Regions from separate parts of the Mus musculus genome. Here region 1 is linked to region 2. The links are chromatin contacts, found by Hi-C or POLR2A ChIA-PET in ENCODE. All regions are on one chromosome and are shown on one strand. Each heading gives the region's core, a stretch centred on a gene start or an enhancer-like site at or near the end of the contact. The rest is flanking DNA. Distances are from core to core; before and after follow the strand shown.

Evidence for each region. A loop is a pair of places that touch in the nucleus more often than their neighbours do. ChIA-PET counts read pairs that join two places held with the same protein, here RNA polymerase II (POLR2A).
Region 1: a map of left cerebral cortex shows a loop between it and region 2 (5-fold over the local background). The contact joins the enhancer-like site here to the promoter of Uxs1 in region 2. A Hi-C loop is called at or near these places in 2 of 37 maps with a recorded cell type or tissue (both left cerebral cortex). POLR2A ChIA-PET finds 5 or more read pairs at or near these places in 1 of 5 experiments (Patski).

The regions. Positions count from the first base shown.
Region 1 is chr1:43,876,783-43,880,511 of GRCm38, forward strand. No RefSeq gene overlaps it. Among named protein-coding and RNA genes, the nearest start is that of Uxs1, 51 kb to the left of the region's middle. Within about 2 kb of position 1,449, at least 1 of the 3 ENCODE cell types and tissues checked has a DNase peak (open chromatin) inside an H3K27ac peak, as active enhancers do; it is left cerebral cortex, where a contact is called at or near this core.
Region 2 is chr1:43,826,289-43,829,886 of GRCm38, forward strand. It overlaps Uxs1 (UDP-glucuronate decarboxylase 1), which reads right to left and starts at 1,551. Exons shown (of 15, transcript NM_026430.4): 1 at 1,327-1,551. The coding sequence starts at 1,420.

The DNA of each region.
Region 1 (3,729 bases), core at 199-2,698, 50 kb after region 2:
CCCAGCCATTGAATAGATTCACAAAGTGTAAGACCACTATATTCTTCTTGCTACATTATTTCTTTTTGAAAAAAAAATCATGTTTGTATATTACAAATTTTATTTTTTAATTAAAAAAGTTTATGCAAATAAACATTTTATATTCTTTAAATTGTTTTTAATTCTGATGAACTCACAAAGACATCACACAGCTAGATCAAGGTAGCCACTCACAGGGAAACTTGTATACTCATTTAGATGTATAGAATTTGAGTCTGTACAATTATTTATCAATGCAGCAAGCTTATTGCATTTATGCTTAAATGCTTTTATGTACATGCTTTTAAATGTTTATATTTTCATTTATAATAAGGTAGATGCTGGTAGATATATTCCACTTACAAAAATCTTTGGAATTTTTAATAATTTTTAAGGAGAAAGGAGGTTGAAACTAAGACACCTATGAACTACTGACTATAGATAGCCTCGAATTTACTAAAGATGTGGGTTTATGCTTAGCCTCGCCTTTTGAGGCCATGTCTGACTCCAGAAAGCTGCTTTGGAAGAATAGTTCCTGGTGTTCTGGAAGCCAAGAAGAAGGCGGAACAGATGGTCCAGACCTGTTCTGGGAAAAATCTGGGCTTCTGTTTGAGGCACTGAGTGCCTTCCATATGCCTAGCTGAACAGCACATAAGCCATGTCCTATGGAAGCAGAAACGGTCTGTCCCGTAATCTCATCCTTACATTTCTAAAATGTTAGCCTTCAAGCGAGTCTGAGTTTGGAGTCTGAGTTTGACAGTGTAACTTGTTGCCACATACTAAATTTATGCTCAAGAATCATTCAATCCAGTTACAAAAATAAAGCACATGTGTGCACACACGCGCGCGCGCGCGCGCACACACACACACAGTCTCATAATGTTCCCAGTAAGTTGATGAGTTGGTATACCCAGCCTACAGGACCAGGGTTGAACATGCCTGAGGACATTTGTGGATATTAATTTGCTTTTAATACTAAGTTGAGTCAGGATGAATTTGCAATACTATTCATGTTGGCTGGGATTCTCTGGAAAATGAGGGACTGTTGTTAATAAGCAACACATGAAAACAGAGAAGCTGAGAACTATGAGACCTCTCATCTTGATGATAACCAATGAGGTTAATGCATTCACCCCAGGAAATTGCACTTTGCCCATATGTCAGCTATGATCAAATGATGGTCAGATTACATAACCTCCCACCCCCCCTTTAGGTTCAATTTTCTTGTTTCAAAAAAAAGAACATTCAGGAAAGGTATTATAGAAACAGTTTCTTGTTTCTCCTTTTTACATGTTTGTCTTGTGTAATTGAATTTAAAATATTTGCAACTTCACAGATCTTAGCCCCACAAACCTTGCTCTTTCCCAGGAGGTGACTAATCAGATCCTCCCTGGCAGAGGGAAGAGGAATAATCCACCAGGAAAGACCCTGAGATCTGCATGCTGTAACATCTTTTTTGCTGCACCAGGGTAAGTAGGAGCACACCAGATCCTGTCTGCCAAATCCCTGGAGCTTACATTCCTCAATGGATGGCTTCCCTGAAGGAACTCAACTTCCAGCCAGAAATTTTCTGACTTTGCCTCATGCACTGACACCCTGCTAATGGCCTGTCATAACCCCAGTTAATTTTTTACAGAAGTCTCCCTATTCTCTGAGCAGGTGGATACCACGGGAAGGGCTGCCCATCAGTTACTCTGATCTCTGAAGTCCCTTTCCGCCCACTTTTGGGATGTTCTACCATCATTAACAGTGTTGATAGAAAGCCTAGGATAACTATTTTTTGGAAATTACAGAGGATTTATGAAATGTGTCAAGATAGCGAAGGGCTTCTGATTTGATAAATCCTGACAAAGAATCCAGGTTCAGAAGATGATTTTACGATCAGTTTAATCCAAGGAAAGTTGATTCCATGATTTGCTTCAGGTCTAACTAAAATAGCTGAGCTGACCTGCCTAGCATCACCACTGGGAAAGGAGAATTCATACTCTAAAGCTGACGTGTGCTGAGGAGGACTCTCCCAGATCTGAATAGAGAAATGTATTCTTTCCTGAGCTAACTTGTAATACTCTCCAGGCCCCAGTTCCCTTATAGCAACACGTTATCCCCCCCAACTCCCACACTTCATGTTTGTTGTATTTTCTCTTACTTTTAGATTGCTAATTAAGGACATGGCTTCTTGTCTCTGTCCTGACTCTTAGCACAATATGAGACAGAGAAACTTCTTCAGGTGTTGCCTGAGTCCTCTGTCTTGCTCTGTGTCCCCCTTGGGTGCCTTGGGTGAGAAGGCATGAAGCTCAGACACCTGGAGCAGGTGAGAATGGGGAAGCAAACTCTTCAGGAGAGCTCTTTGTGCCCTCTACCTGTGTTCCATTGGTCCCAAGCAAGCGTGTCCTCCAAGTGGCAGTTCCCGAATCTCTGGGCTCTCAGGCAGGTTTCATTTTGGCTCTAATGCTGAAGTTACCTCTGCTGCTGTGCTGGCCCTACTCCCCGCGACTACACAGTCCCACTCGCCCGTTTATGCGGAAGTGGCCATCCCTGTGAGGTCTGCCATTCCTCCTACATTCAGGAACACTGGCTGAATGCCCATTTCTTTATATGGTGGCTCAGATTAACTTGAAAGACATACATGTTTTTCCAGTTTGAAACGTAGGCATGTTGACACACTTCCTCAGTGTAAAGCAAGAGCCCTGAAAATCCAGGTTAGTGGATTCAGGAGAAGAAACTGTGAATGATTTTTCTAGGAAATGTTTGCAGCTTGCAATTATATATCAAACTTTCACCTAAATTACAACCAAGTTAGTATGTGCTTTGAAATCTTTATGATTGTTCTGCGTACAGTGTATCCAACCTGTTCATAATTAACCTTTAAGAAAAACAATGTATTCAATCTTACTATGCTTTGACCTCCCTAAGGTATGATTTACTCTGTTTCTCCTTAATGATTCATTGGTTCCTAGCTCAGAGCCATGCATTTGTGCAAAAGATGTAGGGGCTAGAATTATGATCATTTGCTGGAAGCAGTAAGGTTTGAATCTCTCCCTCCAATGTTGAAAGCAGTATGTGGGCATAGATTAATAATACTGGGTTTTGTCCTTGGGTGATATTCTGAGTCAATAGGGTCAGAGAAACAGTTTTTCACTTTATGAGACCTCTGTAAAAACGCTGTAAAAATCTGTGGTGTTCCCTCCAAGATGAGTTGGAATAACAGTCAAGTCCCTATGCGCTGGAGGGGTGTAGGGATTCGAGGTACTGCCTTTCATTGAAGCATTTCCTGTTCACCCACTAATCAATGGTTGAGCAATGTCATATTATGTTTGAGGAACTCTTCTGGGTCCCAGAAACAGCAGTTAGATATGTCCCTTCTTCCATGCTCCGTGTGTGTGTGTGTGTGTGTGTGTGTGTGTGTGTGTGTGTGTGTGTGTGTTAATTATTTTAAAAATACTGGAAGGAACTCACAAGTAGACTTGTATTTAGATAAACTAAAAATTACTTTTAAAATTTTATCCCAAGACAGCCTCAGGATGTTTTGGATTTACAATAGTATGAACACAGTACAAATTCAGGAGAAACACACTTTGCATGTTGAATTTTCATCTTTTATTGGGCTAGTATTGTGTCTCTTTTAGGTTCTTGACAATATGCTCATGATTCTTTCGTTTTCCCTTCATGTGGCATCTGTGTTTGATATTACTTTGAAATATTTCAGCATCT
Region 2 (3,598 bases), core at 301-2,800:
CTGTATTACCCCTGGCAGGATAAGGATCATACCTATACATACAGTTAAGCACTCAGCTAACTTAGGCATTACTAATAAAACAGTAATAATTACTCAGCTGTAAGGGGTCTTTTTCTTGAATAATCATCTTCTTCAATACAGACCACACTTGAAGTTAATTCTTCCTTCCTTGCTGAAACCAATCAAATCTACCAAGCCACCCAGATCTAAAACTTCTCCTAGCAACCAGAAGCCTTTCCAGAGCTTCCTGGCTGCTGCTGCTGCTGCTGCTGCTGCTGCTGCTGCTGCTGCTCCTCCTCCTCCTGCTCCTCCTCCTCCTCCTCCTCCTCCTCCTCCTCCTCCTCCTCCTCCTCCTCCTCTTGCAACAGCTGAGCTGTAGCAGCCAGTCTGCATCCTACTAACACCATCATCCCATCAGTTGAACCCACGTTCCAAAGTACCTACTCACCTGGGAATCAGACCCTGGAAACTCAATCACTTAGCAGTTTTCATTCGAGTATGTTTGCCTGGGTGGCCAGGATTCAGAAGGAGCTCACTCACTCTGAGAGCTATTTTTAGCCCAATTTTGGTACTTGGTAAAGTAGTAATAGCTGTTATATCCAGTTGCACAGAGCAAAAACAAACAAACAAACACCAAAAAACTAGACTTTGCCTTCTCTGAGAAGCTGAGGGCCCCTCAAGATAAACAGGCTAAGGATCCAATTGACACCCGCCCCGCCTGCCCCCTATGCTGTGCCTCCTTCCGCGACACGCTGGAGGAGTACCTGGTGGCGCGGGAGGAGAGTGGGGAGCGGGGAGTGTGAGACAGGATATCAGAGCATGGCCACACAGGGCATCCACGGAGAATGGCAACACTCAGCTGCTGAGTAATTTTCCTGCGGAGCAAACAGTCGGAGCAGGGACCCTGCCAATAGCTATAATATTTTTATCCTACTTAACCAGCACCGTCCCCAAGGATGTCCCCGCGCCGCACTCTCCAGGTTCACCCTAACCCTAACCCTGGGTGCTGTGGACAGCACAGCACAGCGGTTCGGGTCAGTACGAGCTGGCGGGCGCTGCGAGGTTGGCCGAGTCCGCAGTGTCTACAGCTCGGGGAACGTGTCCACCGCGTCCCGGGCAAAGGCCCCAACACCGGCCACCGGTCCGACGCCGGGCCTACGCGGAAGCGGGCAGCAAGCAAAGCGGCCAGCGGCTCCACAGCACAAGTTCAGCCTCGTGGAAGCTGTGAACCGGTCCCCGGCCCTGAACAGCCTGCTGCTCGGCCGCAGCGCCCGCTCCCCGCCGCGCGGGAATGAATGGGCTCCCGCCCACCGCGCACGCACTCACAGGCGGCGTAGGCGAACAGCGCGATGCCGAGCAGAAGCTTCATCCTCCTGCGGTTGACTGAAGAGACAAGGCGCAACAGCCCCTTGCTCACCATGCCCGGGAACCGCTCGGGTCCGGGGCCTGCCGCGCCGGCCAGCCGCAGCACAATGCGCGGCGGCCCGAGCCCCGCCCCCGTGCACCAGCCCCACCCCCGCGCGCCCGGCTTCCTGCCGGCTAAACCACTGCGCTCGCGCGGCTGGGTCCCGGCCTCCGGCTCCGCCCACAGCCGTGCCCCGCCCTCATCCTCCTTTTCCCCGCAAGCGCAGTGTAATCCCTGAGTTTTCAGGATGGTGTCAATCAACCAGGGATGGGTGGGCACAGTGGGTGGCTCGGAGCGCGCATGCGCAGCCCAGTGTGCTTGCCCCCTTTTCGCTGCTGGGGTAGCGTTCGACGTTTGGCGCGGATCTCGGAAGTTCGCCTGCAACTTGCAGGGCGCTTGCGCGTTCTTAGTCCTACACGGCCGGCTGGGCTGTGGCCTCGCGCTGTTGGAGATGAAGAACTGGTTTGCTGTAATTGGTGTGTCTTGACAGTGAACAGTTGAGTTTCTATGAGTGCGGGGCTAGTAAGTTGCCTTCTTAGCTGTTCTTTTTGCAAGGCAGGAAAGTGATAAATCCCAAACGCGCCGGTGAATCGACAACACTTCTCTTCATTTTCTTTATTTTAAAGATGAAGGGTATATTATCATGAAGAGGTTGTTAATCGTTGGAATTTAGGACAAACCACACTGCAGTGGGAACAGCAGAAATGAGCAGGGATCATTTCTGGTACAAAGTGTATGGGAATAATTTCAGAACAACAGACACTTTGCCTGATCATAGTTACCAAAAGCGAGACAGAATGCTCTGGTTATGTCTTCTCCTTAAGCATAGCACAATGAGATCTGAGGTACTTTTCCTCTCAGATGTTTGAATATTAATGAGACTCAGTGTTGGCAGACAGTTTCACATTCATAACAACCCTGATAAAAGATAGAAACATGAGGGCTGCTTGAAGACCTATGAAGAAAGGGTTGCCATCTTCAGATTGTATGAGTGTACTGTAATGTTGGGATGTCTGCATGGTTAAGGAGGGAAGAACATAGACCGGAGACTGTGACTCTGGATTTTCATGTCTCCATCTGTAAGTCATTTCCAATTCAGGAATTTTCTGGTGAGTTTTAAGAACTAAAAACTATCCATTGAAAGGACAATTTAGAGCAAAAGCTCCACATCCTATCAAATAGGCAGACTCTTGTCAAAAGTAACTACATTAATAGTGTAGAACACAGAGGTTCCTAAAAGTGACCCATAAAACTTTGCTTTGAGCAATAGTGATAGGAAATGGTGAATTAATCAGTTGATTTTGGACTGTATCACCCAGTACTGTATTGTACCTGTCAAGCTATATCCTAAGGGAATGCATACAAAGAGTCTTCAGAAACACATGTTCTGCTAGGCCTTAGGGTATTTGATAGAATCAGAAAAGTCCTCTTTCCTTAAGATACCTTCCATCCATCTGTCAGGAAATTGTCATAATAAATGCATACCCTTTTGTCTGTAACATTGTACAGATCTATGGTGTATATCTTAAGTGCATCCAGGAAAGGAAATGGAGTTGAATGATATTCCCTGTGCACTAGGGGCTGTGGAGCTGGGTAGGTATATCTGCTCTGATGGGGTTTTCTGGAGTGCAACTGGATTATAATTACTACGAGAGCTCCAAAGAAGCAAGCTGCTGAAACATGAAAAACCTCCATAAAATAGTCTCTCTCCTCATGTTCTTCCCTGTTTGTCTCCATTGACAAAGACACATAGTCAAGGGCATAGACAGGGGAAGGAGATGGTACTGAACTGAGTCAAATGGAGGGAGGGAATCACCATACAACTATACAGCTTATAACATAGTAAGAAACATCAAGTCATATATAAAAGAGAGCATGTGGGAAGAACAGCAGATTGTTCATTTTAAGGTGATAATTTTGAAAGACAACATGTATGTGGACACATACAAGAGTAGGTACTTTACTATCATACTTCCTGTGCTTGCAGGTGACCAGCATAAGGCAAAGGAAGAGTTAATGATGTGGTGGCAGAATCTGCTTTAGAAGGTGGTGTGCAGATCCAGCTGGGTTGTGTGTGTGTGTGTGTGTGTGTGTGTGTGTTTGTGGATGGGGGGGGGGCGTTGCTTAATGTCAGTGGGAAATAACTAAAACATCTCAGCAGAATGAAACATAGAGTCTGGAGGGAGATAAAAG